2 separate regions of the Mus musculus genome follow, and region 2 is linked to region 1. A link is a loop called in an ENCODE intact Hi-C map of the cell type or tissue named here. Cell type or tissue: left cerebral cortex. All regions are shown on one strand. Links, peaks and the distances in the headings refer to the core of each region. The heading gives the core; the rest is flanking DNA. Region 1 has its middle 26 kb from the start of Gm36033. Region 2 holds the start of Tipin (timeless interacting protein).

Region 1 (16,138 bases), core at 4,026-12,025:
GGACCTTCTTACCACCTGTCAGGTCCCGGCATTCCCACTAGGGGGATACTCTTAGTCCCAGCCATGCCTCGGCTTTTAAACTCTCTCTCAACCTCTCACTCTCTCTCCATCCTTTAAACCAGCCCACCCACCTTCCTCTGTTTTGTGGCTCAAGTGAGTCCCTGTTCCAGTGTCCTCCAAAGCAGCCCCGCAAGCTTCTTGCTGCTTACACCCCCCATTGGCATCTGCCACCCTTAGAGCCAGCACCAGGGCCAGAACAGGGAGACCGAAGCCCAAACTCTGTCCGGCCACCAGCTCTTGTGGTGGTAGGGTGTCCCACTGCCCTCTGCACTGTCCCTTGAGACTAATAGCCTGGACATGCACACATCTTGAGTCCACAATGCTCTTCCTAATATCCCTTCAGGAATAGCCCTTCCTTCTGTCTTTGTAGGGTGCTTTCAGAGCCTAAAATGAAGACATGTAGCTGCTATGTGTTGCCTAGCAACAAACCAGTGTGTAGTCCAGCATGTACATGATGAACACATATACACAAGATAAGTAAGATGTTGAAGTGGAAACCTAAGGGTTCTTTGGAGAGTCAGTTGTGTTGGATGGTGTTTTACTGGGGCAAACACATGAAGGAGTGTTTTCCTGAAGTAGACACAGGTGAAAGGCTAAGGCAGACTCATGACTTACTCTTCTTTACCAAAGCAGACAAGATGCTCTCTGAAAGCAAGCACGTGAAAGGACACGTGATGAAGGAGTCTTCGCTAATGATGCTCGCGCATGGATTGGTCTGCTTTACGTTGCATTGTTGAGCTCCATTTGTCAGGACTCCATAGAGAGAAACACACCAAAAACTTCTGGTGGTGTGCTGCAGAAACTTCTTGCCGCTTCCTTGGACTTCTTCATCATTTTCCCTTTGGTCAAGCACATAGGCCATTGGAAGATCATATGGGTAGTTGGGGGAACCCTGGGCTGGAGTCCAGAGCCTCAGACCTGGTTACCATGCATGTCATCAAGTGCCTTTCCAGACCTCAGTGACTCATCAGACTGGGACAAGAATGGCCACCCAGTCACCGCATCCAAACCACACTTCACACTCGCAGTCACAAGGAATATATCCAGACCCCATTCCATACTTGCCCTTACAAGGAACATACAAGGGACATGCTACGATGGCCCCTATTTTATAGGGGAGGAAACTGTCGAGGGGAGGTTAAGTGAGAGAGGGAAGACATGACCGTCATTTCATTTCACGAACAGTAACATTATGGCACTCAGAGCGTGGAGGCCTTTCAAGGGATGGCTCAGAGGGAAAGAGTGCGTGCTACACACGCATGAGGCCCTGAGTTCAAATCCCCACTGGCTTGACCTCATGGGCACCTGTATTCCCAGTGCTGTAGTGGCAGAGACAGGAAGAGCTTGCTGGCTGCCAGGCTAGCTCCAGGCTAGGTGAGAGATGATGTCTCGAGGGAATAAGACAGAGAGTGACAGAGCAGGACAGCTAGACTCCGCACGTGCACATGGATGGGCACACGCGCACACACACACACACACACACGCACACGCACACGCACACGCACACGCACACGCACACTATGCAAGGCTAGGTGTGGCTCAGCACTTAGGAGGCTAAGGCATGGCAAGCTTAGGTCAGGTTGAGGTGCATAACAAGATTCTACCTTGAAGGAGAGAGAAGGAAGGAGCACAAACAAGATCCTAAATACTGTATCAGACGATTCACAGGAGACATGCAAATGGTCCTCCACCCTCTGAAAGGCTTCCTTTAACACAGCACAAATAAAAGAAATGCAAATTCAAATTGCTCCAAGAGACCTTCTCTCGAATATCAGATTGGCATAAATCCAAACGTTTGGCAACTCTCCTTCCTGGGAAGGCTGCAGAGAAGCAGGCACTCTTACAGAGAGCGATGGGAATGTGGAAGTGGTTCTGCTGGGCGTGGGGGAGGCAGACGCAGAGCTGTTCTTTTCTTTGCAATTATGGAGACTGAACCCATGGCCTCGGGCACACGACCCAAGCCCTCTACCACGGAGCATATCCACAGAGATACATCAGCCAAATGCTCCTGGGTCAACAGAAAGCCCCTAACTGGGCTGGCGAGATGGCTCAGCAGGTAAAAGCACTGACTGCTCTTCCAAAGATCCTGAGTTCAAATCCCACATGGTGGCTCACAACCACCCATAATGAGATCTGACTCCCTCTTCTGGTGTGTCTGAAGTCAGCTACAGTGTTCTTATGTACAATAATAAATAAATCTTTGGAGTTCTGAGCAAGCAGGGTTGACCAGAGAGAGCAGATGTCCTAAAAATTCAATTTCCAACAACCACATGAAGGCTCACAACCACCTGTACAGCTACAGTGTACTCACATAAAATAAATAAATAAATCTTAAAAAAAGAAAAGAAAAAGAAAGTTCCTAACTGTGGTCTTATTTGTAGCAGTAGCTAGAATCACATGAGGGACACCCATGCGCAGGAGGCTTGGCGGACAACACAAGAGAGGACTTTGTGGCTACAATGGAACTCAGGGCCGGGGGTGGCGGCGGGATGACAACCAAGAAAACAAGATATAGGAAAGTGTGACTACACCTTGGTCTAAGAAAAGGGTCAGGATGCGTTTTAACTTGTGTGTGTGTGTGTGTGTGTGTGTGTGTGTGTGTGTGTAAGGGCATGTGTGAGTGTAAGTCCTTCCCCTGGAGCTGGAGTTATAGAGAGTTCTGAGTCACCCAACAAGGGCACTGAGGATAGAATTGGGTTCTCTGGAAGAGCAACAAGTGTTCTTAACTGCTAAGCCATTTCTCCAATCCTAGCAATTACACTTTATAGATAATTAAATTAATATAAGTTGAAGTAAGGATAAAGTGTAAACTTTTCCATTAAAGTGATGAGGAGGATTGGGTAAAGGGGACGTAAAAAATGGGTCTCTTGGGCTGGAGAGATAGCTCATAGGTTAAGAGCACTGGCTGTTCTTCCAGGAGTCCTGAGTTCAATTCCCAGCAACCACATGGTGACTCACAACCATCTGTAATGGGATCTGATGCCCTCTTCTGGTGTGTCTGAAGTCAGCTACAGTGTACTCACATACATAAAATAAATAAATCTTTGCTGGGCAGTGGTGGGCACACACCTTTAACACCAGCACTTGGAGGCAGAGGCAGGTGGATTTCTGAGTTCGAGGCCAGCCTGGTCTACAGAGTGAGTTCCAGGTCAGCCAGGACTATTCAGAGAAACCCTGTCTTGAAAAAAAAAAAAAAAAAGCCCGTGAGATGGCTCCTGGGTAGAGGGGCTTGCCGCACTCAAACCCTGATAACTCAGGTTTGCTCACTGGATCACACAGTGGCAAAACAGTGACTCCACAAAGCGTCCTCTGACCTTCACACATGCATGCCATGGCACACTCGAGTCCTCCCCTCACCCACTAATGATAAATACATTTCAAAATAATGCTAACAATCTAAACTATTGGGGTGCTGGTGAGCCACGCAGGCGTGACTGCTGCAGCCATGATGGTTCTCAGAAGCTCTTTGAACACAATCTTTCTGCTGTCACAGATGTTAGAAAGCAGGGCTGGCTATGTTGCTCACTGGGACAGTGCTCACCTAACAAGTACAAGGTCCTAAGTTCTAATCCCCAGAACCTCAAATAAATGTTTTTCATCACAAAACATTTTTAAAAATCTTGTATTTGGTAAGTGTTCATTTTGGAAAGCTTCTTCTTCTTCTTCTTCTTCTTCTTCTTCTTCTTCTTCTTCTTCTTCTTCTTCTTCTTCTTCTTCTTCTTCTTCTTCTTCTTCTTCTCCTTCTCCTCCTCCTCCTCCTCCTCCTCCTTCCTTTTCCTCTTTTCTTCTTCCTCTTTTCTTCTTCCTCTTTCTCTTCTTCCTCTTCTTTCTCTTCCTCCTTCTCTTTCTTCTTCTTCTTCTTCTTCCCTCTCCTCCTTCTCTCCCTCCTCCTCCTCCTCTTCTTCAGGTAGGGTCTCCTCCTTGTGCCTCTGCCTCCCAGTTTGTGAAGTGCAGGGGATGGAATCCAGGTTTCATGCATGCTAGGGAAGCACTCTACCTACAGAGTTAAAGCTCAGCCCTGACAGTTTCTTAGGAAACACCAACCACTTGACCCAGAAAATCCACTCCCTGCTATCCATTGATGAAAACTAAAGCTAGCTCACTCACTGTCTGCCTTCAGAGTATGGGTGGGCCAGTTGCTTCAGGTTCCTGCTTCCTTGACTTCCCCACAGGATGGACTGTACCCTTTCATTGTAAGATGGAATAAACCCTTTCTCTCAGAGAGGAGAGAGGGTGAGAGAGGAAGAGAGAATGACAGAGAGACGAGTTGTTCTTGTTTTAGTTTAGATTTCTTGTTTGTTTGATATCCAAGTGAAGATTTAAATGTTAAAAGTTATACTTTGGAAATGATCCAGCTGTTCTGAACTATAGTTTGGCACACAGCTGTGAAACTAAACACACATGTCCCTGTGGTCCCTCTGGTAGGGATCAACCCCAGAGAAGCGGGCATCTATATTTGCACAAAATCTAGAAGTGTAACATGTTCAGTGACATTCTTCATAACTATCCCAAACTAGAAACAAGCCAAATGTCCCTCATCCAGCAAGCAGATAAACAAATGGCACCGTGTCCATGAAAAGCCATCGAATGGTGACAGGAAGGAGCAAATGTGGATGGCTTTCCAAGCCCTGGAGCCAAGTGAGAGGAGCCAGATTCCATGTGCAAAGGCACACTATGGGGACAGAAAACAGAGACCAGGCTGGAGATGGGAGGAGGGGTTGCCTATGGCAAGGCTTGATGAAAGGGCTCTATATCTTGACTGTCATGATGTTTACACATTTGCTATACATTTGTCAAGTCTCATAGACTGTGTAGTTTCAGGGATAACTCTTACGGAATGAGACTAACAGAACACAAGCGCTTGAAGACTGACCGGCTGTGAATGATGCATGAGTGGAGGAGGAGGAGTCATCTGGCAGGAAAGGCACAGGCAGGAATGTCTAAGACCCACAGGATCTCAGGGTGGGGATGACCAGTGGACAGCAGGACGTTAAAGGTGGAGACCTGGAGGTGACATGACCCTTGCCTCTCAACTGGCCTTCCCTTGAATATTCTTCTGCCTCCACCTCTCATGTGGGCCACCTTGCCTCCTAAGAGAACCCTCTTTAGTTCCATGTGCTACCCAGCTCACGCAGATCGCACATCACTGTCCAAGTTCTCCTAAGAGCTGAGCAGGGCCCTAGTGTACAGAGAGGCTCAAAGTGGTACCCACAAGGACCTTCCTGGTATTTCTGTATCTTGTCCAAGTTTCAGAAAACAGGACTCTTACCCTGTGTGGAGAGCAGAGAGCCGCTCTCATCTGCTTCTCTGAAATGGTCTTATCCCAGTGTAGAAGAAGGAAGGCTCAGCCCCTGGTCAGGGGCATGGGAGAGCACAGACCTCTCACCGCAGAGTGTCCCTGGACTGGAGAGAGTGAGAGCATCTTTGTGGTTCTCAGGTTCTCCAGTCTCCCCAGTTGCTGTAACCTTAATCCTCCCTGCTTTCCCGAAAACAGAGCTGACAGAGATAGTTGTGTTTTAGCCACGACTAAGGATGTTTAGCAAGGAGAGATGGGGAGGGTCCAAACCAAGGGGAAATGCCAGCACATGGGGAAGTACTGGGTCGAAAGAGGAAGAAAATGGCAAATATACAACAGGCTAATTAAACATCATCACAGGTTACAGAGCTGTTGGTAGGCTGCTCACGGGAGCAAGCCAACCTTGCAGAAGAGAGAGGAAATTTCCATACCCCTCCACCAGGGGGAGCACATGTGCCATTTCATCTGCAATGGCTGTGTAGTGTTAGTCCCACCCTGCTTGGATTAGGAAGAGCAAGAGGTGATACAGAGAAACCACCAGCCAGGAGCTCAAAGGCTCAAAGGTTGTTAGATGGGTTGCCGCTCTCTGGTGGTGTTCGCACAAAGCAGAATCGTCCATAGTTCAGGGACTCTGGATCTAATCTGGTTGCCTCCACTATGCAGCTGTGTGGCCGTGGCCAGTTCACTGCATCTTTCTGGGCATCTGTTTCCACCTCTGGAAAACAGGGCGGTGCCTTTCCCGCTCAGAAATGACAGGAAAGGATTGACGTTGCAGACACCCACAGAGTTCTGCCTTCAGGAGTCTCTTTAGTGAGAGAACAGAAGAGAAGAGGCTGGTGAGCTGGCCTCTCAACTGGTGGCTGAATGAGGCCTGGTGAGGAGGATGTGCCCAGGGAATGTCCTTGAACACCAGGGAAGCATCCGGGTACCAGCATACTCCAATCCTGACTGTGCCAGCTATTTGCTGGGGAGCCTGGTCGAGTTTCTCTCTTTCCCTGAACTTCGATTTCTCCCTCCTTGAAGAAAGGGAACCACATCTGATTCTTGGAGTTCTGTACCCCTCAGCTCCTCTCTCTCCAGTGGCTCTGGGGCCACCAAATCTGAGGTGAGGTCAGGTAGGGAGAAGGTCACCAAAATAGGCCAGCTCCCTATTTAGGGCCCAGAGCAGGACACTGATCACAAAAAAATTCTCAGTGAGGCAGAGTCAGACACTTCCTAGGGGAACGGTCATTGAACAGCAGGCACTTAAGCTGCCCTAAGCAGGGGCTCTGGTCCAAATCTGGGGTCTTGATCCTCTGTGAAACCCTGCATATTTCCTCACATTCCCCAGGAAGTCTGAGTCCCCAAGAATGGCCCTCTAATGCCATCTATAGCAGGGGCAGAGAACAAAGCAGGCATGAGTTTTGGAACTGTCTGTAGTTGTGGGAGCCACAGCGCTTTCAAGGAGAATTCCCCAAGGAGGTCGCAGACTACACTTGAGGAGCCCGGGGCAGTGAGAGACAGGAAATCCTGGCATGGGAACACTTGTCCAAGGGGATGAAAGGCCAGGAGACTTTAAAGGGGGTCTCGGGAGACTGGGGCGTCCTGGTGCAGGGCCCCTCTTCTTAGGAGTGATATAAGGGCTTTGGGTGAATTCCTGGCGGCTCCAGCTTTGAGGAATCCTTAGGCCTTATCTCCTAGTGATATATACTGACATGTTTATGGATGAAATAACATGCCTGGCATTTGCTTCAAAAACACCCAGTTGCCAGGAGAGGCAGAAAGTTTGCATAAGGAACGAAATTGGCCATGACTGACAGACAGTGGCTAAGTAGGTGATCAAAACGCAGCGCCCCTCACACTGGACTTTCTGCTTTCTGTAAGAAAATGCCCTGTCAGAGCTGGAGCTCAGAGCTCCATGCCTAACACAGCATGAGGGCCTGGTTTCCATTTGTCCCCAATATCATGTTTTTTAAAACCTGGCCATGGTGTGGGCCCCATGGCTCAGCAGGTAAAGATCTTGTTCTGAAAATCTTACGCATGCATCGTGAGTTCCATCCCCTGATCTCACAGTGGAAGGAAGGAAGGAAGGAAGGAAGGAAGGAAGGAAGGAAGGAAGGAACAAGGAAAGAAGGAAGGAAGGAAGGAAGGAAGGAAGGAAGGAAGGAAGGAAGGAAGGAGAGATCTGGCTCATGAAAACTGTCCTCTGATTTCCACACAAGCACTTGGGCATAAGTGAGCATGCACGAGTGCCCAAACACACGTGTGTGCTCACGAGCATACACACACTAATTAATTAATTTTTAAAAACAAGCATAGGAATTGGACAAATGGCTCAGTGGTTAAGAGCACTGGCTCCTCTTCCAGAGGTCCTGAGTTCAAATCCCAGCAACCACATGGTGGCTCACAACCATCTGTAATAAGATCAGATGCCCTCTTCTGGTGTATCTGAAGACAGCTACAGAGTACTTATATACATAAAATAGATACATCTTTTTTTTTTTTAATAAAATAAAAGCTGTAAATGTGAGTGGATCAGAAGTTCAAGGTCAGCCTCAGCTACACAGAAGCTTGGAGGCAAGCCTGGGCTCCTTGAAACTCTGTCTCAAAAACAGTTCATAAGTCCACACACAGCCCCCAGCCAGTGGCCTCCAAAGTGTGGCACAGGCTCAAGCCTTTCTGGTGGCTAGCCTGATCTCCACATGACCACCAGAGGGAGCCCTGGACAGTGTCAGACCTTGCAGCCTGGCTCACCCTTGCTTGGTACCAGTTCACCACAAGACAGGCCCATAGACTATCTTCTTCATCCGGCCTCCATGCTGGGCTGCCACAACCAGCCCCACAACACTTTAAGCACTGCAGTGCTGTAAAGGCCATAGTTACATTGGATAACGCGCATCTATTGCTTCGCTGGAACTCAGACTTAACTGAACAATCTCTATCATATCTGGAAGATGACCTCTACCTATCTTACCAAAAGAGACATGCCATCTCAATGTCCCCCAGGGCCCCCACTATACAGAGGTGCCCCTTCCCAGCAGAGACGCAACCTCTGACTGAGTTTATACCATTGCCTGCCAGCAAGGATTTTAAGCTTGCTTTAGAGGACAGATGTCGGTGTGTGGTATGCAACCTGCCCAGCTCTCCATGACAGTCCCACAAGAGGCCAGACAAGCAGGTACTTCCTGAATGAGGAGGCAGCCTTCAAGCGAGTGCTTGCTTCTCCTCAGCAGGGTGCTGGGACTGGAAGTGTACGGCCATGTCCAGGCCTCAGCTGGCAATCTGCTCTGGGTGTTTTTGGACTTGGGCCCTATCTGCTATGCGTCCCATGGTAGTGGGGAGAGGAACCCGGTGCCAGGCGCCGGCTGCCCCATGGCCCGAGGGTGTCCACTGCAATTATTACAAGTAATCAGTTGACCAGCCCGGCCCCGGCCCTCCTCCCACGCCAACACTTGGCCCTTGTTCCTGGACAGGCCCCTCTGTGTCCCGTCCTTTGTGGCTGACATTTCATTAGGATCATGCAGCACTGGGGTAACCCCGAGCCCCAAGCCCATTCTAGGGAGAGGGGGGCTGGTCCTGGCCATGTAGATACTTGGCCTGGGGAGTCTAGGCAGACTGGCTGTCGCCAGCCAGGCAGCCGCCCCCTCCCGCCCCCAAATATCCAGTGTGGGCCACTGGCTGATGTGGAGCCACGGGGACGCCAGCTGACTTGGATGCTTTTGTTCTGGGCCTGGAGTGGTCTAAGCATGGTGGCTCTTTCACTGAGGAGACACAGATAACAGGCGGCAGGGCCTGATAAGGTGTCTGCCGGTGGTTTCCTCCCAGACGGGTCCCACTGCTCTCACAGGCCCAAGAGGACTTGGCCCACGCCTGTCACCAAAGAAAAGTTACCCCTCCCCAGGGTTTCAGCCTCCCCACACAGGCCAAAATAAAACCCAAAGGGGGTTTGTATGGAAAAGTCAGCAGAGTCCCCAGAGGCGCCAGGCCCAGAGCAGGCTGGGCTGCCTCAGTTTCCTTCCCATGAAGAGAATGCCAGGGAAGGCATTCTCCCTGGGTCTATAATGCACTTATAATAAACTGGAGATCCTGGGCTGGGGTTGGGGATCCCTGGACTTGTCTAGGTCCCCTCAAATGGCATTGCCAAGGATACACACAGCCTCCTCTATGTCAGACTCCGTGAGAGGGCTTAGGAAGAGATAAGACACGGCCCAGGGCTCCTGCCAGGAGGAATCGCCTGAAAGATCTATCACCACTCACCAACCTAACCCAGACCAGGCCTCCAGCCCCAGGCTCACAGACTGGAGGGGCTCTGGGGTGAATGTCAGTACAAAAAGACCACAGCCCTGAGAGCTGAGGTGCCCAGGAGCAAGGGGTCTCTAGTCTGATGGAGGAGGCCTGCCTGGCTTCTTGCTTACTCCTTGCTACTGCCTAACGAAGGCAATGTAAGACAGGAAGGGCTCATTTTTGACTCAGAGTTTGAGGAAGCAGTCCACCGTGGTGGGAAAGACGTGGCAGCGAGGCACGTGGACTGTGCCACAAGAGGACCTGACACGGAACTGGCAAGGTAGAGCACGGTCAGACCCCAGACATCTCTAAACTTGAGACCAGCAGGAGCAGACATAGCCCCATCCCTGTTTCTGTGCCTGTCTCGGAAGGAGCACATGACCTGGAGACACCCCCTCTGGCCTCCCCCACCCCCCAGCAACCAGGTAGGTACAGGCAGTCACAGTAGCACAGCCTCTGGAATTCTTCCCCATGCAAATGAGGCATCTCTGTAGGCTTAGCCATCAGCCAGTGACTTTTTCCCTCCCTGAATATCCTCAACCCAAAACCTATATAACCTTTGGCTCACCCCAAATAAAGTGTATGCATCCAAAACAAGCTATGATTCCCTCAGAAAGCTGCTTCACCAAAGCTCGTCTGAGAAGGCCTTTGTCTAAAAGAGCCGTAACACTAAGATTCTCAATGAAGGTCCCCATCCCCCATCACTCGTTCCCAACCTGACCCGGATCCCGCAGACCCCACCGGTTCCTCCAACTTGAGTCCAGACACCCCCCAAGAGGGGAGGTGAACCCCAGAACTACAGCTGATCTCTGTGCATCTGCAATCAGGAAGCAGAGACACAAACGCTGGGACTCAGCCCAAATCCCCCTCCCCCACACCTCCCCACCCTATCCCCAAGGAATCCCCAGCCCATGGAATGACAGACACCTCGCTCATTTAGAGTGGGTCTTCCCAACGTAGTTAACCCAATCTAAAAACTCCCTCACAGGTGCACCCGGAAAGTCTGGGTGGTTCTCCATCACATCAAGTGTCAATCAATATTAGCCATCCTAAGGACTCAAGGAATTCTTGAGAAGACTGTTGGAGTGATCAGGCAGCCTCAGGAATTACTGGGAAAGGCTTTCTGACAGTAGTGGGTGTTCCCCTCAGCCTGCATCAGAACCTTGAGCTCCAAATTTACCTATAGTAAGCGGAGGTCAGAGCTGGCCAATTGTCATGTGGCAGCCAGCATGGACATGAGGTGTGGGAATGAGGTTAGGCAGCGGAGGGTCCAGGTTTTCCCTCACCCTGACGCGTGTGGCTTTGGGCACACACATGCTCTCTCTCTCTCCTCTCTCTTTGGCTTACAGGCTTTCAGGAGCTTCTTAGGGGTGAAAGCCACGGATCAGTGCTCTGGATGATTGGAGAGAGTGGCCTGGGCTTCTCCCTGCCAAAAAGTCCCAGGGGGAATGAACACCCAAGTCCCTGCACCTGTAGTCTCTCCAAGGGACCTGACAGTCCCACAGCCAGGCCCCACGACCTCTTCTCCAGCTCAGAAAAGAAGGCCTGGAATTCTAGAATTCCACTGCCCTAGAGAAGCACATGAGGCCTTATGCTCTGACCTTCAAATTCACCCACCCAGCTCTCAGAGGCCTCCCCAAGCCAAGCCCAAACCAGGATCCCGCCTCACCCACCCCATGTGCCTCTTCCTTCATAATCAAAGCCCACTTTTGTCCCTGGCACCATCACACCCTTACTAGAGCAGTTCTTACAATGCATTCATCAGCCGCCACCATACACCTAAGTACCACAAGCCAGGATGGCGGTGACAGAGCCAGCTTCTGCCCCAGATACATATATAGCTCTGTGAAAGGCAGAGAGAGCCATAGAGCCACAGGAACAAGGAAGGAAGGTCAGGTCTTGGGCTAGACCAGTGTCATGGAGTACGAATTCTAGAATTTTGATTTCCTTAAAAAACACAGAACGACTATAAGAATATGCTTTGTTTTAATCCCAGGTGTGAGAATGTGGGGCTGTGTTGCACTGTCCGCAGCAGCTGACTATGATTTGTCTCATGCTCTAGCAGAGGCATGGTTTTGCCAGCTGCAGAGAGTTTCTGTGATTATGTGACGTTTGGAATTCTGGGAACTTTTCAGGGGGTACATAAATACTAGAGCCGGGGCTGGAGAGATGGCTCAGCGGTTAAGAGCACTGACTGTTCTTCCAGAGGTCCTGAGTTCAAATCCCAGCAACCACGTGGTGTCTCACAACATCTGTAATAAGATCCTACCCTTTTCTGTAGTGTCTGAAGACAGCTGCAGTGTACTCGCATATAATAAATAAACAAATCTTTAAAATAAATAAATAAATAAATACTAGAGTCCTGATAGGTGGGGTTGGTGGTTGTTGGGTGGATGTGGGGCTTGTGGTTTGTTAGTAGTTGTACTCAAAGAAGAAATAAAAGGAAAGAAATTAGATTCAGATCTGTCCCTCGGTCTCCTTCTGTCTTTCTGTGTCTCTGACTCTCTTTCCACTATCCTTTCTCTACTATCTAGTGATGGGAGTGAAACTGGGGGAATCGGGGAGTGGGAAAAAGAAGAATCCTCAAAGTAGCTAAGTCAAGCTCCATTGTTATCTCTGATCCTTTCCCCAGGCCACCTCCTCACTCCTAGTAGAGCACCAGGCTACTCATACCAAGACGATACTAGGATACAGGGAGACTGTGGAGATAAAACAGGGGGCTAGGCGAGGAGGTGGAGCTGGACTGTGAGCCTGAGGGAGGGCTGGGGTGGCAGGGTTCACCCTCTACAGCACCTGGTAGGTCATCATTAATCCACCGGGCGTCCCCTTCAGAGCAGGGGATGCAGACAGACGCCAGCCTGCTCACAGGATGGGCCTGACTTGGCCTCTTGCCCTCCCAGCCACCCAGAGCTTGACCTGAATCTGCTGCATACGACTCCTCTGACCTTGGTCAAGTCACTCTTCCACTCTGGGCTTGGAACATTAATAGGGAAGGATGGATGGGTAGTGAAGGTACCTTGCAGTCACATGGGTAGGGTTTGGCAACTCCTTGCTTGGCCAGCCTGAGACATGCACACCCTTCCCCCGGCCTAGCTTTGGGGAACTCTGACCAAAGTGTCACCCCTAATTCCGAGATCTTTACTGCCCACCAAGCCTGGAGACCTGATGCCAGTGGATGGTGACATATGATTTTAAGTACTTTGTGCTCAGCAGGAAGCAAAACAACAACAGAAGAAAACAAAATCAAAGGAACCCAAAGCCCAACAGCACAGCACCGGGCAACCCAGAGCCACTCAGCTGCCAGCAGCCATAGCAGCGACAGCAGCTAATGGGAGAGTGGACAGGGCAAGGGACAGCTTTCTGGAAGACAGTGTGGAGTTACTCTGGAGTGGTGCCAGGAGGCAGGAACGTTCACAAGCACCCATCCTGAGGAAGGCATAGCCGCAGCCTCCCTCACGCTTACCCGCCCACACGGGTTTTCTGGATTATCCTCTTGTTCAGCCTTTGTATGAACTCCACTGTGTATACAGCAGGCATGCAAATGTGTACGTGCATATCCATTAAGCCATTACATGATGCCAATCAAGATAAAACACTTCCAGTGTGCCTGACGCTTCTCTTGAGCCTCCTTCCAAGCAGCTCCCTAGAGGAGAACCACAGACTCAGCTCTCACCATAAACTGCCTTGTCTGCTCTGGAAAACACTGATGGAGGCTTGCTACCTAGTCCTGTGTCTCTGGTTCCTTCACTCAGCAAAATGTCAGACTACTGGCTCATACTGCTGAGTCTATGCTAGTGTCTTTCATTTATTTATTTGCTTGGGTTTTTGGTTTGGTTTGGTTTGTTTTTTTGATACAGAGTTTCTCTACTTAGCCCTGGCTGTCCTGGAACTGGACCAGCCTGGCCTCAAACTCACAGAGATCCATCTGCCTTTGCCTCCTGCATGCTGGGATTAAAGGTGTGTGCCACAGCACCCGACTTGGTGGTTTCTTTTAAAATGTTGACTCTGTTTAATATTCTGTTTCGGGACCTAACTTCTGATATGACCTTTCTGGTTTCTTCCTTCTCATTTTTCTCCCCCCTCCTGCTTCTCCCTCCCCCTCCTCAGTTACTCCCCCCTCACCTCTTGTTTGTTTTGGTTTGAGAAAGGGTCTTTCTAGCCTAGCCTAACCTCAAGCTAGGTAGCCAAGGATGACTGAACTTTTGACCCAGCTGCCTCCACGTCCTGAATGCTGGGATCAGAAGCATGTGACAACACGTCTGATTTATCCAATGCTGGGGATTGAACCTGGAACCTTGTGCATGCTAGGCAAACTGAGCTGTTTCTCCAGCAACTTGATTTTGTGTTTTCAGGGTCTTACTTTGTATCCTTGCCTGGCCTGGAACAACTCATTAAACAAACCACTCTGGCCTCAAACTTGTGACAAGTCTTCTGCATCAGCTTTCTTGATGCTGGAATTATAGGCATGAACACAGCACACTAAGCTCTGTATATGTATGTGAGTGTGTGTATATGTGTGAGAGTGTATGTGTATGAGTGTGTATGTGTGCTTATGTGTGAGTGAATGTATATGTGAGAGTGTGTGCGTGTGTGTGTGTGTGTGTGTGTGTGTGTGTGTGTGTGTGTGTGTGTTTAGACAGTGAGACAGTGTCTCCCATGTAGCCCTGACTCTCCTGGCACTTCCTATGTGGCCCAGGCTAGCTTCAAACTCACAGTAATATACCTGCCTTAGCCTCGTGGGAGCTGGGATTACAGATATGTACCATAATATCCTTTCTTTTGCTGAGAGGCACCAGGGTGGATCCCACTGGGAGCTGTTGTGAACACTGTCAACACCCTGCCTGAGCCTCTGGGCCATGTGCATCTCAGTCCTTCAACTCACATGGCACCCGAGTGCATGCAGGCTGTCCTGGATCCAGAGATTTCTGCTTCTAGCATCCGTTGGGATCGTTGGCTCACTTATCCACCTTTCTGATTCTATTGTGTTAAACAGCTGGAGAAGCCCCAGATGGTGGGGGTACAGGAGTACCTTTAGCGGCCACTCCATTTGGAGTAAGTGGAGCTATCATCTGGCTCCTTCACTCTAGCCACAGAGTCTCCCCTTTTCCCCCTGCCCTTGCCACAGCACTAGGCATGCTCCTGCCTCTAAGCCCAGACCCTTGCAGAGCCTTCTTTCTGAACTTGTCATCCCTGACATCCACATTTCGAACCAATTGGCTGTGGCGCTTGCCTGACCCAGCCTGGCAGATAGCTTACCCGCAACATACACAGTCCCTTTCTGTCCCCTTACTTTTGTCCCACCGTGTCTGACTGGCCAGCCGGCTTTGTGTTTTGTACATGTTCACTTATTGCCTGTTCCCACTCAGTGATATGAACTGTGAGGCTGGGCAGGGCCCCTTTCTGCTGCTCCACTCCCACAGGATGACATCTGGCAGCTGGCACATGCTTCAGAAGTAACTTCTGAGTGCAAGAATGGATAAATAAAAGCACCAGGCACGGGCACTCAGTGCAGGCACACACTAGAGAGGTAGAGGTAGGAAGATCAGGAGTTCAAGGTCACCCTCAGCTACAGAACAAGTTCCAGGCCAGCCTGGGCTACATAAGACTGTCACTGGGGTTAGGGGTGGGGGTGGAAAGCTGCCCTGTGGAGCTGGGTGGCAAGCATCACCAGTCAAAACAATCTCTGGAGGCCATTCTTAGTATTCTTGGTTACTGACATCCACGTCTCAAGGAAAGACTCCAGAACACTGGTGTATGGCCCTGGGGTAAAGTCAGGAACTACCCCGGTGACCTCTACGTACTGTCACAACTCGGACATCACAGTAGGCTCTCAGGAGACCCAGAGCAGCACCTGGCCCCCATGAGCTGACTCTTTATGATAGGGTCTTCAGGATTCCTAGGTGAGAAGAGGAACCTAGGCTCCCCCAAATGACTTTCACTTATAGGGGAATAGACGCCTTAGTTTCCCCCACTTATGAAGTGGGTGGAGTTAAGTCATATAATACACAGAGAAATGGTCCCAGATCCAACACCTCCTAGCCCAGCTGGTAAAACCCTGCCCTCTCTGGTCTTCAAATTTCCCAGAGGTCGAGGATCGAGCATAACCCATGACTGAAGGATTGAACAGTCCCTTAGTTGTAAAGTCAAGTCACAGATTCCCCATGTCTTCTCTTCAGGGCTTTCTGTCTGCTGGAGTGGCTAGCTTGTGTTTGGTATTTTGAGACGGTGTCACGCTCCAGGTTGTCCTTGAACTTATGATCCTCTTGTTCCCACTTCCCGAGTGCTTGGTTTACAGGTGTGCCTTCCATATCCAGACCCCTGTCTTTTTTTTTTTTTTTTTCTCAAGAAAAGCCATATTTCCTGCAGGGTCTAGGGAGAGTTTGCCAAGGGAGGAGGTTCAGGGTATGAAATATTAGCTTGGCCAGTGTGCCAGGTTCCAGCCAGCACAGGTTTACTGGAGAGCCCCTCTGAACTACACTAAATGCTGGCTGAGACATAGAAGCCTGGTTGAAAAGGAAG
Region 2 (16,138 bases), core at 4,954-12,953, 360 kb after region 1:
TCTGCAGTCTTTGCAAAGCACTTGGCGGGAAGAGGATGATGAAGGAATTTCCCACAGACTAGAAAAAGGCGTGATAGAGAAGGGCGGGGCAGCCACAACAAACATTTGGGTGAATGCTCTGGCAAAGAGATTGGAGCTCTGTTTAATCTCCGACCAGATTTGAAAATGAGATTGGGAATCCTGGATTTGGATTGCAAAGGAAGTAAGACTTCTCTTAAAGATGCTAGTATGCCCTGAGTATCTTCTTCCACTGTGCTTGCTACACAAGAGTAAAAAAAAAAAAAAACAAAAACCAACCAACCAACCAACCAACCAAAAAAACAATGCAGAGTACCACAGCAGGATATCTGCCATCCAGAGCAAGTCGCTTGTCCCTCCCACCCCCACCCCGCTCTGGGCTCCTCCAAAGATGCTAAGCATTTCCCTTTAAAATAAGGATAAGTGACTATTAAAAAATGGTTCTCAAGGGACTAAAGAGATGGCTCAGCAGTTAAGAGGTTCTGAGTTTGGTTCCCAGCAACCACAAGGTGTCTCAGCAACCATTTGTAATGGTGTGGGAAGCCGCAAACGCCATTACAAGATGGCGCTGCCTACCACTAGCCACCGCCCATGATTATGGGTAAACAACCAATGTGCGCATGTGCATAAGAGTTTTTTGGTTTTTTGTTTTGTTTTGTTTTGTTTTTTGGCCGAGTCACTGCCTGGCCGGATGCATATTAATGAGGTACTGGTAGCATAACCAATCAGGTATGGACACGTCACTCCTAGGCCTATATAAGCAGCACCATTTCTGGGCTCAGGGTCTTTTGCCTATGCAATCAATGCTCTCCCAATAAATGTGTGCAGAAAATTTAAAAATTTAGCTCCTGCCTAGCTGCTTGTTGCAGCGTCGTTCTTGCCATTACAAGATGGCGCTGGCTACCACATAATGGGATCTGGCACGCAGGTGTACACGCCAATACAGCACTCATATACATAAAATAAATAATAAAAAAATGGTTATCAAGAGTTGGAAGAGATGGCTCAGAGGTTAGGACCCTGGTTCAATTCCCAGCACCTACATAGCAGTTTACACCTGTTTGTAACTCCAATTCCAGGAGAGCTGGTACCCTCACATAGTCATAAATACAGGCAAAATACCAAAGTACATTAAAAACAAATAAATAAAAAAAAACCCAACAAACAAAAAAAGATTATCAAAATAACCCCAGTGGCTTCATTGCAGTTGGAATGGCTGACCTGAGGACCTGAGGAAGCAGTTGTATCTCCTAGGAGGCAGGGGCCATTTGCTTCTGGCTTCACACGTGACTTATTCAGCAGGAGCAGCTGCAAGGTTGACAGGACCATAAATACCCAGGTAATGGATTATACTTCTAAAATGCTTAAAATTTAGCTCCTGCCTAGCATGTTTGTACAGTCTCCAATCCCAGGTAAAGTCAAATCAAGGTCAACCTGGTCGATACAGTGTTTTCCAGACCAGCATGTGCTGCACATATACACATACAATCAAAACACTCATCCAAATTAAAAATTAAATAAATATTTCAAAATGAAAACAAACATTAACTAAAAAAATTTAAGTGCTTTTCTATTATATCCCTGGTGCATATAACTCAAGTTTAAAACTTAACTTTGGAGGAATACGCATGAATTTTTTTTTCTTTCTGGTTTTTCGAGACAGGGTTTCTCTGTGTAGCCCTGGCTGTCCTGGAACTCACTTTGTAGACCAGGCTGGCCTCGAACTCAGAAATCTGCCTGCCTCTGCCTCCCAAGTGCTGGAATTAAAGGTGTGCACCACCACTGCCCGGGTACTCATGAATTGTGATGTGTTTATAAAAAGATAAAGAGGGGAGGTATGTTCTATGGAGGTGTGGTGAGGTATGGGGAAGGGGATGCCTCTGCGGGCCCATGCCTCAGAAGGAGGCATCCCTTCCTTCTGAGGGACCAGCCACAGGACAGTATCATATAGAATAGAGTTTATTCAGGGCATAGAGAGGGGGTTATGAGGGTAGTAGAGGCAGAAAAAGGCAGAGAGAGTAGAAAGGTAGAAAAGTAGAAAAGTAGAGGCCAGCCATGGAGAGAGGGAGAAGGGAAGGGGGAGGGGGGAGGGGACAAAGCAGTAGCAAGAAGGAAAGAGCAAGAGACTAAGAGGGCAAGAGAGTGAGGAGGGGGCAAGCAGCCCCTTTTATAATGGGTCAGGCCTACCTAGTTGTTGCCAGGTAACTGTGGGATGGAGCTTAGACAGAATGCTAAAAAGTTGTGTGTTAGAGGACAGGTGATTCCTCTGGCCTGCCCTCAGGGACTTAGCAATTGCTTATGTCATGGCCTGCTACCTCCAGGTGGGACAGCAGGTGTGTGAAACTGGATAAAAGGACTGTCAGCCACCCCAGGCCCCAATATCTGTTTCTGGTATTCTTTCTCTGTCTGTCTCTGTGTCTTTGTCTCTGTCTCTCTCTCATGTGTGTGTGTGTGTATCTGTGTGTGTGTCTGTCTGTATCTCTCTCATCTGTCTGTCTGTATCTCTCTCCTCTGTGTGTGTGTGTGTCTGTCTGCTGTCTCTCCTCTGTGTGTCTGTCTCTCCTCTGTGTGTCTCCTCTCTCTCTCTCTCTCTCTCTCTCTGTAAATAGTGTGCTCTTGCTGAGAGAAGATGCTCTCCCCATCTACCTGCCTGTCCACCTGCCCACTCATCTGCCTCTCTCCTTCCCTGGTCCTCACTCCTTTCCCTTCCCCCAATAACCCTTTCACTCCAGATCTGGCACATGGCATCATTACTCAGTGGCACACCTTGGCATGGGCATGCCAAAGGTACCCCCCCCCAGCATTAAATTTCACAACCATGTTCAAATTTTGCTACATCCTGCAGGGCTGGAAACCTGACTGTGTCAACACAGAAGTGAAGAAATTGCAGACAATGGAAGAAACAACAGACACACAGGCTGGGGTCATGTGGGCTTTGCTTGCTGATGGAGGCCACCTACTACATGACTTGGAGGGGTTAGCTGGTCCCCAGGGGACGTCTCTGTAGTGCAGCTTCGCAGCCTCGGTGAAGAGGAACCTACTACAAGACTTTCTGTACCCTGGTTTTAGTGAAAGGTCAGTTGTTTCTCAGCACTTACCAGAGAAGGCTTTGCTCTTCCTGTGGGCTGAGAATAGTGCCCTTGTCAATGATAACATTCTCTCAGGGCTTCATCTGCTCCTCACACAGATTTGTGTACAACAGATACTCATTTCAGCATTCACACACACACACACACACACACACACACACACACAAAATGTGATTTTTCTTCACTTGAGAGGAACTGTAAGATGTTGACAGGCTGGGCTGCGGTTGTGCACGCCTTTGATCCCAGCATTCTGGAGGCAGAGGCAGGCAGATCTATCTCTGCAAGTTCTATGATCATTTCTGCTCGTCTGTTAAGCTATGTATCCTGCTGTATTAGTTTGTCCTCATTGACAGAGTCGGGGAGGAAGATCAGTCAGTAAAGTGCTTGCTGCACAAGAATGAGGACCTCGCTGGGTGGCTGCAGAGCACGCCTTTAATCCCAGCACTCGGGAGGCAGAGGCAGGTCAGGGCTAGCCTGGTCTACAGATTGAGTTCCCAAAAGAACAACAACAATTGAGGGCCGGAGTCTGGACCTCTGACTCCCATGGAGTAAATAAACAGATCCGTAAGTAGGTAGGTTTTGGACCTCAGTACCAAGGGACTGAGGTTTATTTTACATATCAAAGCAGACCTGGTTTCCGGGTTCTCCCAGCAACCCTCAGTCCCTACCTGGTATATCCTGCACCCACCTCTGAACTTTCCAAACTAGGGACTAGGCTGCCCTTCCCCCAGAGATTCTTCCCTATGTAATCCAGATAATTTGCGTGCTCCCTTACTCCCTCTCCCTCCTTCCTCCCCTCCCCCCCCTCTCTCTCTCTCTCTCTAAAGATTTATCTATTATATCTTAAGCACACTGTAGCTGACCTCAGACACACCAGATGAGGGCATCAGAAGAGGGCGGTTGTGAGCCACTATGTGGCCGCCGGGACCCGAACTCGCGACCTCTGGAAAAGCAGTCAGTGCTCTTAACCGCTGAGCCTTCTCTCTCTTTGAGCACTCCCTTTATCTCTTTCTCCCAACCCCCAATCACTATGGTGACTTCCGTGGCCTCCGTCCCTGGGGCCAGTGTACTCGCCTGAGAACAGCTTCCCAATAAACCTGTCTTTAATATATTCTAATCTGGTTTGACTTGGTTTATTTCACCGCCCGCTGAGAAAAAACTTATCAAGTAGATAGTGAGGTAGAGAGGTAGACAGACAGACAGACAGAATACTGAGACAGACGGATTGCCAGAGACAGAGGGATTGCTGGATTGGCCCACCAGTCTAGCTGAATGGTTGTGACTAGCTCGAAGGTATCCATCGCCCTCTTCTGGACTCCACTGACACTGCATTCAATGTCTGCCAATTCCTTTCTTTTACACACACACACACACACACACACACACACACACACACAATTAAAAATAAAATTTAAACATTTGTTTTCAAAACAGCTTCTCCATAAAGCCTCGACTGTCCAGGAACTCACTCTGTAGACCAGGCTGGCCTCGGAACTTAGAAATTCTGCTTCCCGAGTGCTGGAATTAAAGGTGTGTGCTACCAATACCAGCTAAAAATCTTTTAAACACAAAAGAGTGAGCCAGTGGTTGGCAGTGTGACTCAGTGGTGGAGCATTTGCCTAGCATTAATGAGGACAGGAATTGTGACCTTTCTGTAAAATAATATCCTACTCAGCAACCAATAATTATTAACATATACAACATGTGTGAATCTTAAAGTAACCAAGCAGAATGAAAGAAGCCACGCACCAAATAGGTTCTTATCATACAATTTCATTTATTAAACATTCTAAATGTTTAAAACCATCTCTTTCTGGGCATGGTGGTATATGCCTTTAATTCCGGCACTTGGGAAGCAGAGACAGGTGGATCTCTGTGAGTTGGAGGCCACCCTGGTCTACAAACAAGCCTCAGGTCTTATTATTGAAACTGGAAGAAGAGTCCAAGTTCAAGTTCTGAGGCCAAGACCACTATATAACCTCCCACTGAATTTGTAGGGATCCCAGGAGGGCCCCCAGTTTCCACAAGGGGACTGAGGTCACTTGCATCTGGCCTATGAGAAGGGGAACTCCTTTGATACAGTCGGCCCCTGTACCCTCCAGTGGGCACGGTTTCCAGCTGCAGGAACTGGAACTCTCTCCTTTTGCTGGCAACAATCCCAGAAAGAAACCCCTAGGCCCTACTGAGATGTCAAATTCACTTAAACTCCCCTCCCTCAGCCTTCTCTAGTTCTGAGCTCTCCATTCAGTGCAGACCCAAGGACTGGCAAATACCTTCTTTCTTTTACGTTTTTCTCTCTACTGCATTTAGTCGACAGAACCTCAACTCTGGTGTGACTTGGTCATCTTCTCAGATCCTGGCTTTCTCTTACAAACCTAACACGCCTCCACATCAACTCCTATGGGAGTGAACTGGCCCACTTTCCCATCAGACGCCACCTGCTCCATCTGTGACCTAGATCCTATTGCCTCTTGTCTTTTCAGGTCTTTGCTTCTTAAATTAACATATATATGAATACATACATATATATTGCATACATACACATGGTCAGAGGCAGTGCTGCATACAGTTGCACAACTAGAAATCAACTAGCAATTTTCCAAACACCTACCCATAAAAGGGATGTTAAATAAATTGTGGTGTAGTGTACAACCATGGACATTTTCTGAATAGCTAAATGCAACAAAGTGAAGGCACCACAGGACAAAATATGGAAAAGAAAAAGTGAGCCCAAACAGAAACCATACACCCTGGTGTTGTTGTTGTTGTTGTTGTTTTTGTTTTTCGAGACAGGGTTTCTCTGTGTAGCCTTGGCTGTCCTGGCATTCACCTTGTAGACCAGGCTGGCCTCGAACTCAGAAATCTGCCTGCCTCTGCCTCTCAAGTGTTGGAATTAAAGGAGTAAGCCACCACCACCCGGCTTGCTGTTTTTTTCTAAGGACAGAGGCAAGTGCTATCAGCTGTGTGGGGTGTGTTGGTGCATGTCTTCAGTTTCTGGTTCTCCTGGGGGTGGCAGGCAGAGGGAGGTCGAGCTCTGTGAGTTCCAGGCAAACCTGGTCTATATAGTAAGTTCCAGGACAGCCACATCTCCATAGTAAGACCCATGTAAAGAACATGAAACAAACAAAGGAACAAAAAAACAAAGCAAAACAGAAAGAAAAACCTCACCTCCCTTCCTCCCCAAATAAAACAACACAAAGTAGCAACAACAAAACACAAAGAAATCTGAGCTGGAGAGTAGCTCAGTGGTTAAAACCACTTGCTGCTCTTGCAGAGGCTAGGGTTCCGTTCCCAGCACCCATAGGGTAGCCTATAACTGCTGGGAACTCCAGCTCCAGGGAAATTCCAGGCCTTCTGGCCTCCTTGGGAACCTGTATGTACATGACACATGTACAGGCAAACACACATGTACACATAAAAACAGACAAAAAATGAACACAGAAAGAAAGAGAGGCTTGGGAGATCGCTGAGGGTTATAGAGCATGTTTTCCCTTTCCAGAGGACCCTTCATTCTGGGCCTTGCCTCCACAGGGTGGCTCACAACTGCCTGTAGCCCCAGTTCTGAGAGATACAATGCCCTCTTCTGGCCTCTTTGGGCAGTGCACAAACATTATTCACATACTCAGGTGCAAATATAAAAAATAATATAAAAATGTGAAGAGAGCAAGTGATAATGAATAAAGTATCATTTGAGTCTATATATGAAATGATACATATATTCCTAAAGTATTTTCAGAAGGAGTGGTAAATGGGGGTCTGAGAGTCAGTTCATTCATCAATAACATGTAGAGTCCCGCCGAGTTCTATTCTGTTCCCAACACCCACAAAAGACAGCTCACAAATACCTGCAACTACAACTTCAGGGGATCCCACCCAGCTGGCCTCCCTGGGCACCTAAATTCATGTGCGCTTACCCATACACAGACACCTAATTAATATTAAACATAAAAAGTAAGAAATCTGGGTATAGTGAGGAGCACCATTAATCTCAGCCGGCTAGCCTGAGCTATGTAGTAATATTCTGTTAAAAAAGAAAGAAAGAGGGCTGGTGAGATGGCTCAGTGGGTAGGAGCACCCGACTGCTCTTTCGAGGGTCCAGAGTTCGGGTCCCGGCGGCCACATGGTGGCTCACAACCATCCGTAACAAGATCTGACTCCCTCTTCTGGTGTGTCTGAAGATAGCTACAGTGTACTTACTATAATAATAAATAAAAAATCTTTAAAAAAAAAAAATTAAACAACCAGGGCTGGTGAGATGGCTCTGCGGTTAGGAGTGCCGACTGCTCTTCCAGAGGTCCTGAGTTCAAGTCCCAGCAACCACATGGTGGCACACAACCATCTGTGATGAGATCTGTCGCCCTCTTCTGGAGTGTCTGAGGACAGCTACAGTGTACTTGCATATAATAAATAAATAAATATTTAAAAAAAAAAAAAAAAAAGAAAGAAAGAGAGGAAAGAAAGGGGGCTTGGAGAGATGGCTCAGCAGTTAAGAGTCTTTTTCGTTTGTTTGTTTGTTTGTTTGTTTTTGGTTTGTCAAGACAGGGTGTTTCTCTGTAGCCCTGGAACTCACTCTGTAGACCAGTAGACCAGGCTGGTCTCGAACTCAGAAATCCACTTGCCTCTGCCTCCCAAGTGCTGGGATTAAAGGCATGCACCACCACGCCCGGCTAGCAGTTAAGATGTCTGCTCTTCCAGAGGTCCTAAGTTCAATTCTAAGCAACTACATGATGACTCACAACCATCTGTAATGGGATCTGATGCCTTCTTCTGGCATGCAGGTGTACATCCAGACAGAAAACTCAAAATACAATAAATAACTCTTAAAAAAAGAAAGAGAAAGAGAGGAAGAAAAGAAAATAGAGAGCATTAATAAAATTATCTGTGGACTGGAGAGATGGCTCAGTGGTTAAGAGCACTGACTGCTCTTCTAGAGGTCCTGAGTTCAATTCCCACCAACCACATGGTGGCTCACAACCATCTGCAATGAGATCTGGTGCCCTCTTCTGCATACATAATTAATAAATTAATAAATAAATCTTTAAAAAATTATTTGTAATGTTCTGTTTTGTTTTTGTATTTTTTGAGACAGGGTTTCTCTGTGTAGCCTGGCTATCCTGGAACCGCCTGCCTCCGCCTCCCAAGTGCTGGGATTAAAGGTGTGCACTGCCACCACACAGCTATAAAATTATTCTTAGAACGATAAAATTACATTTTATTTATTCACATTTATTTATTTATTTAAGTGTGATTCATTCTCTCTCGCTCTCTCTCTCTCTCTCTCTCTCTCTCTTTCTGCGCGCGCGCGCACGCGTGCTAGTATGCCGCAGCATGTCTGGAGGTCAGGGGATGACTTGGGGAAGTTGATTTTCTCCTTCTATTCTTAGGCCCAAGAAATCAAACTCAGGTCACAGGCAAGTGCGCTTTAGGACTGAGCCATCGTTCTGCCTCCCCCATTATTTATTTATTTTTTCCTGCGACGCTGGGAATTGAACCCAGATCCTTTAGGTGGTAAACAATCATTCTACTACTTATCCATAGCTATGGCTCCATAGAACATATTTTGGAATAGTTTGTATGTATCAAATATGAAAATAAAACATAAAAAAATTGTTTTTTGTTTTGTTTTTTTTCGAGACAGGGTTTCTCTGTATAGCCCTGGCTGTCCTGGAACTCACTCTGTAGACCAGGCTGGCCTCGAACTCAGAAATCCGCCTGCCTTTGCCTCCCAAGTGCTGGGACTAAAGGCGTGCTCCACCACGCCCGGCCATAAAAATATTTTTAAGTGGGCTGGAGAGATAGCTCAGAGACTAGGAGCACTAGCTCTTCTTCTACAAGTCCTGAGTTCAATTCCCAGCAACCACATGATGGCTTACAACCATCTGTAATGAGATCTGACGCCCTCTTCTGGTGTGTCTGAAGACAGCTACAGTGTACTTAGATATAGTAATAATTAAATCTTTAGACTGGAGCAACTGGAGCAAGCGGGGCCCACCAGAGCGAACAAGCACATAATAGCTCATAACCATCATTACAGCTACAGTAAATAAATAAGTAAATAAATAAATAAACAAATAAATCTTTAAATTTTGTTTTTGTTTTTGTTTTTCGAGACAGGGTTTCTCTGTATAGCTTTGGCTGTCCCGGAACTCACTTTGTAGACCAGGCTGGCCTTGAATTCAGAAATCCGCCTGCCTCTGCCTCCGGAGTGCTGAGATTAAAGGCGTGCGCCACCATGCCCGGCTTAAAAAATATTTTTAAAGTTCTAAAATGTATTTATATTAATATGTATGAATTTTTCTCTGCATGAATGTCTGTGTTCCCCACATGTGTCTCCAGTACCTGCGTAGACCTGAAGAGGGCAGCAGATCCCCTGAAATGAGTTACAGATGATTGTATTTTCATGTAGGTTCTGGAAACTCAACTCCACTTCTCTGGAAGTGCTCTTAACAGTGGAGCCACCTTTTCGGCTGCATTCATTCATTCATTCATTCATTCATTCATTCATTCATTTATTGGTTTTTCGAGACAGGGTTTCTCTGTGTAGCCCTGGCTGTCCTGGAACTCACTTTGTAGACCAGGCTGGCCTCAAACTCAGAAATCCACCTGCCTCTGCCTCCCAAGTGCTGGGATTAAAGGCGTGCACCACCGCCTGGCTTGAGAAAAAAAAATTTTTTTTTTGGTTTATTTCGAGACAGGGTTCCTCTGTATAGCCCTGGCTGTCCTGGAACTCACTTGGTAGACCAGGCTGGCCTCAAACTCAGAAATCTGCCTGCCTCTGCCTCCCGAGTGCTGGGATTAAAGGCATGCGCCACCACGCCCGGCAAGAAAAAAAAATTTTTTTTAAAGATTTATTTATTGATTATATGTAAGTACACTGTAGCTGTCTTCAGACACTCCAGAAGAGGGCATCAGATTTCATTAGGGATGGTTGTGAGCCACCATGTGGTTGCTGGGATTTGAACTCTGAACCTTCGGAAGAGCAGTCGGGTGCTCTTACCCACTGAGCCATCTCACCAGCCCGAAAATTTTTTTATTCATCAATCAATTGTGTGTATTTGTTCCTGTGTGTTCCTGTGTGTGTGTGTGTGTGTGTGTGTGTGTGTGTATGCATATTGTGGTCCACATGTAGAAGTCAAAGAACAACTTTTGCTTAGTGGGTCCCCAGGATGGAGCTCTGTCAGACTTGGTGACAAGTGCTTTCATCTGCTAAGGGATTGCTCCTGTCCCGATGACTACATTTTTAAGGTGTATTTATTTTATTTTCTCTGTTTGACTATTTTATCTCCATTGCACTGGTGTGTGCAATGCCCCCAGAGGTCAGAAGAGGGCATCACACCTCCTGGAACTAGAGTTATAGGTGGTTGTGAGTAGCCATGTGGGTTCTGGGAACAGAACCTAGGTTCCCTGAAAGTGATGAACCAACCTGCCTCCATCTTAGACTTAAAAGCCATCTTATAGTAACGACAAACTAGGCCCACTCCTGTTTATAACTAGGCTGGCCTTGAACTCAGAAATCCACTTGCCCCTGCCTCCTCAGTGCTGGGATTAAAGGCCCGGCTGACCTGTAATCTTAACTACAAATGGTTTTGCACTTCCTGTTCCAGGAACAACCATCTTGCAATCCTTCCTTTGGTTCAAAAAGCTGGGCTGGAGAGATGGCTCAGTGGTTAAGAGCACCAACTGCTCTTCCGAAGGTCCTGAGTTCAAATCCCGACAACCACATGGTGGCTCACAGCCATCCGTAATGAGATCTGATGCCCTCTTCTGGTGCATCTGAAGATAGCGACAGTGTACTTGGATATAATAAACAAATCTAAAAAAAAAAAAAAAAAAAAAGGTTAAGTCAACCTTGTATGACCACCTTGTAATTATGTCTGTGTGTCAGGAGGGCGATACGACTAACGTGTCATGCGTCATGCTTATGTTCTCCTCCTGTAACCCTGCCTATTTCCTCACCAACCCCCTCCATTGGAAACACTCACCCCAGAGCTTTAAAAACCCTGTCTTCCTCACGCCCAAGGCTGATCTCTTGATCCCCGCTTTTAGGTGTGCAGGAATAAAGAAAAAGCTTGCTTTAATTAATTTGGCCATGATGATTTGGGTCGGTGTTCTTTCTCCTCCAATCTTTGGAGTTAACACAGGAGCACGAGATACTCGTAACTGTTGAGCAATCTTTCCAGCCCCACCCAGCTCTGCTTTTATTTTGTATGTGGGTGTGAGGTACAGAATCAGGAGGTGAGCACTGGTTGCTTCCCTCACAATCTCATTGTTAAAAAAGACTTCCTGTGGGGCTGGAGAGATGGCTCAGTGGTTAAGAGTGCCGATTGCTCTTCTGAAGGTCCCGAGTTCAAATCCCAGCAACCACATGGTGGCTCACAAACATCCATAACGAAATCTGATGCCTTCTTCTGGAGTATCTGAGGACAGCTATAGTGTACTTACATATAATAAATAAATAGATCTTTAAAAAATACTTTTATATGTATGGTTGTGTATGTAATACATATATGCCTGTGTACATACATACCCATGCATAAATAAACCTACATACATAAATAAACCATATATGCATCTATACATACCCATAACTACATGAATAAACCATTCATATTTACATACATATCCACACATATAAACATACATACATAAACCATGATATACATACATAAATCTACAGAGTGCTTGGTTCTCTGGAGGTCAGAAGAGAGCCTCAGATACCCTGGAATCATACACGGCTGTGTCACTATGTGAGTGTACTAGAGTCCCCTACATGAGCAACATGTACTCTTAATGGTTAAGCCATCTGTATGTCTCAGCCCCCCCCCCCCCCCTTTGAGACAGGGTCTCTCACTGTGCCTGGAACACATCAGTTAAACCTGGCTGGCTGGCTAGCCAGCTGGAGGAATCTGATTTTTGCCTTCTCAGAATCGGGATTCCGGGTAATATCAAGCTGTTTTTTAACCTGGGTATTGGAGATCTGAACTCAGCTCATCATGCAATGTGGGGGAGTCCTTTACCCTCTGAGGGATCTCCCCAACCCTGCCCTCCCTTTTTGTTGTTTGTTTTGAAACAATATCTCACTGTGTAGCACTGGATGGCCTGGAACTCCAGGGATCTGCCTAAGATTAAAGGTAAACACTGGATCCAATACTTTTTTTTTTTTTTTTTTTTTTTTTGATTTTTCGAGACAGGGTTTCTCTGTGTAGCTCTGGCTGTCCTGGAACTCACTTTGTAGATCAGGCTGGCCTCGAACTCAGAAATCCACCTGCCTCTGCCTCCCAAGTGCTGGGATTAAAGGCGTGTGCCACCTCGCCCGGCCGGATTCAATACTTTTAAAGAAAACAGGGAACCCTCCTTTTTTTGTTGTTGACATATTTCTTTTTTCTTTCTTAAAGATTTATTTTATGTATGTGAGTACACTGTAGCTGTCTTCAGACACTCCAGAAGAAGGCATCAGATCCCATTACAGATGATTGTGAGCCACCATGTGGTTGCTGGGGAATCGAACTCAGGACCTCTGGAAGAGCAGTCAGGGCTCTAGTCACTGAGCCCTCTCTCCAGCTCTTGACATATTTCTTTGGGTCTACACGTCTAACCCTAACTACAAACTACAATCTTTTCCTCATATCTTTATTTAATTAACAAAATTCATAGTCGTGGCATTTTGCTATTCTGAAGATGCAGTAATTTTCCAGCCAAAGTTGTTTGACACTACGTTTTACTCCTCTACAAATCAGTTTTCTTTTCTTTCTTTTTTTTTTTTTTCTCGTAGACGCTGGCCTGGAACCTGTGGCGATCCTCCTACCTCAGCCTCCGAGTGCTGGGATTCCAGGCGTGCACTATTATGCCTGGCTTCCATCGTTCGTGTTCTAAACCCGGAGACCTATTTCTGGAGCTAATAAAGCGCCCAGAACTCATTGCCGTCCCAGACATTCCGGATGGGTAGGCGGGCTTCCGAGCGCGGTGGGCGGGGCTCAGACCCTTAGGCTCCTCCCACGCCTCTTCGCCTACCCTTGGCGCCAAATTTCTCAGCTTGTCTCGCGGAGCCGAGTCTCGCGAGAAGCGGTGTTGGCGCGCTTGGCGGCGGCCGCTGTCTAGGTGAGGTGAGACCGGTTTCTGTGAGCGCAGATTTTGGAAGTGGAGCCCGCGTTGCAAAGGCGGCGCGGGGCGCGGGAGATGGGGTCTCACCCAGGAGCCAGGCGGAAGCGGGGCTGAGGAGGAGCGGGCGGAGCGGGTGGGAGGCGCCGCGGGAGGATGGCGGGCCTGCACCGGAGCCGCGCGCACGGACCTAGCTGAGAGGGAGGCTGGGAAGCGGACTCGAGGGGAGGCGAGGGAGAGGTGACATCCCTAGGGCTGGCGCCGACGGTGGGACGAGAGTGAGGGTGGTGGGACTTCCTTTAGGGCGAGGAGCTCCTGTTTTGACAACTAGGGAAAACGGTAGGTTGGAAACAGGTCCGGGAAGGACTTGTGGATCGGATGTTGAATTTGTCACGCACACTGCTCTGGGAGTTTGAGGACCTGGAGGGGGAAAGAGACTTAACTCGTTAGTGTCTAAAACACGTGTGACAGTTGTCAAGGAGAGAAGGAAGGGCTGTGAACATCTAATTCTTTACAAACACTGAGAGAAACCAGTTTACTGATAAGCCCCACTGTGCTTTTTTGGTTAATTGCTGGTTATTGTAGTTTTAAGTCCTGTTCTCAAACTCCCATTAGAATGGGATTGAGTGTACTAACTAGATGTTTTGAGGATTGGGGTGCTTGTTCTGGGCCTGGAACCCAGGCCAAGTGGTCCTAGGTAGAGTTATAATCTACCCTTGGTTCCCACATTTAAAGGTACTCAAAGACGTAGCGGTTTATTATCAGGAGCCAGTACTTTGTTTTTATAAATTTACGGTCACAAATTTAGAATTGGGGACAGCTAGTAAAGGCGATATAGTGCTGGGGAACAAGCCTTACTGAGTGTGATCCCTGGGTCTCATGCAAAGCTGGAAGGAAAGAATTGACTCTACCCACAGAGTCCTTTGCTACTTTGTGGATTCTTTCTTCCACCCTTCTCTACCCTTAATCTACCCTTTAGGCTCCCTAAAAAACGAGAGGATAGGGGGAAAAATGGCAACATTATCTTTACCCTGCAGATGAGGAGTGTCAAGTTCCTTGGGGCATGTTTGAGGCAAGGTGAGGACCTTGAGGATGTGTTATTTCTTCTCTTGCTCACCACTAAACAAAACCACAGCCAACAGCAAGCAGTCAATCCTGGCCTTTACCCTCTGAAAAGTCCTGAGGAAGCTATCTGCAGTTAGCAGAATCGCCGTTACAGCATTAGAGCTCAAGGCCTGTCATACCAGCTGCTGTGGGCAATCTGAAGCAGCCAATTCCCATACCAGGAGTTAAAATGAAGAAATAATATTTCTGTGCTTTTTTAAAAAAAAGATTTATTAATTTTATGTATGTAAGTATACTGTAGCTGCTTAGACACACCAGAAGAGGGCATTGAATCCCATTACAGATGGTTGTGAGCCACCATGTGGTTGCTGGGAATTGAACTCAGGACCTCTAGAAAAGCAGTCAGTGCTCTTAACTGCTAAGCCATCTCTCCAGCCCATTTCTGTGCTTTTTTTTTTTTTTAAAAAAGAAACCACCACTGGGCATGCCTTTAATCGCAGTACTTGGGAGGTAGAGGCAGGCGGATTTCTGAGTTCGAGGCCAGCCTGATCTATAGAGGTGAGTTCCAGGACAGCCAGGGCTACACAGAGAAACCCTGTCTTGAAAAACCAAAAAAACAAAACCCAAAAAAACAAAACCCACAATTCCAAAATTGTCATTACAGGTTGTCCTTTGACCTCCCCCGGTGGCACATAATGCACTCTTATTATACATACAACAAACATAAATTTAAAGAAGTAATAAATTTAGAAGTTTTGGGGATGTTTTAGACATGTCCTGAGTATAATATCTTTAGCTGTTTTTGTTTTTTAAGATTTTTTTTTTTTACATGAGTACACTGTCGCTGTCTTCAGACACACCAAAAGAGGGCATCAGATCCCATTACAGATGGCTGTGAACCACCATGTGGTTGTAGGGAATTGAATTCAGGACCTCTGGAAGGCAGTCAGTGCTCTTAACCACTGAGACATCTCTCCAGCCCATATTTTTAGTTTTAATTTAGGAAATTTTGAAGGTTTAAGAATGTGTATCTTGCTGGGCAGTGGTGGCTCACATCTTTAATCCCAGCACTTGGGAGGCAGAGGCAGTGAATTTCTGAGTTCAAGTCCAGTTTGGTCTACATATTGAGTTCTAGGACCTATACAGAGAAACCCTGTCTTGAAAAAACAAAACAAAACAAAAAACCCAACCAACCAAACAAAAAGAGTGTGTATCTTGGGGGATATGTACACTTGAGGCCAGATGTCAAAGCCCCTGAAGCAGTAGTTATAGGTATTAGTGAGCTATATAAGTATGGTGCTGGCAACTGAACTCAGTCCTCTACAAAAGCAATTTGTGTTTTAACCACCCCAGCCATCTTTCCAGCGGGAGATTTTTATTTCTAATTAAAGATAGTGGTTCTCATTGTAGCCCAAGCTGGTCTGGGGTTGGCGCAGCCACATAACTGAAGATAACAAATTTCTGATCCTCTCTCTCTTCCTGAGGGCTGGGATTACAAGTCCATGCACTGCCTTGCCCCAAGGTAGTTTATGAGGTACTAGGAATTGAACTCAGGGCTTTGTGGATTCCACTGTGTGTATAGAGAAGGACTTTTGCCCTAACTGGCCTCCTGGTTCCTGCTTTAGCCTCTTGAGTGTTAGGACTACAATGAGTATCACTGTTCCTGGCTTGAAATTCTTGGGCTGGAGAAATGGCTCAGCGGTTAAGAACACAGACAGTTCTTCCGAAGGTCCTGAGTTCAAATTCCAGCAACCACATGGTGGTTCACAACCATCTGTAAGGAGATCTGACACCCTCTTATGGTTCGTCTGAAGACAGTTACAATGTACTTACATATAATAATAAATCTTTAAAGAAAATCTTAAATT

The links. Hi-C counts contacts between places; a loop is a spot of excess contacts. Peaks named below come from ENCODE experiments on the same cell type or tissue, not always from the same donor. Only the 100,000 strongest peaks of a DNase experiment are listed, where the experiment ranks them.
Region 2: a loop joins it to region 1, with 2.9 times the contacts of the local background. A loop is called at or near these places in 4 of 42 quality-filtered maps.

What each region holds. Positions count from the first base shown.
Region 1 is chr9:63,910,378-63,926,515 of GRCm38, forward strand. No RefSeq gene overlaps it. Among named protein-coding and RNA genes, the nearest start is that of Gm36033, 26 kb to the right of the region's middle. In left cerebral cortex, for the core only: CTCF peaks have their summits at 5,788 (motif pointing right) and 8,039 (motif pointing right); DNase peaks (open chromatin) are centred at 5,806, 8,054 and 8,732; H3K27ac peaks cover 404 bases.
Region 2 is chr9:64,268,443-64,284,580 of GRCm38, forward strand. Tipin (timeless interacting protein) reads left to right here and starts at 13,143. Exons shown (of 8, transcript NM_001324557.1): 1 at 13,143-13,205. In left cerebral cortex, for the core only: CTCF peaks have their summits at 6,698 (motif pointing left) and 9,460 (motif pointing right); DNase peaks (open chromatin) are centred at 5,518 and 9,448; H3K4me3 peaks cover 271 bases.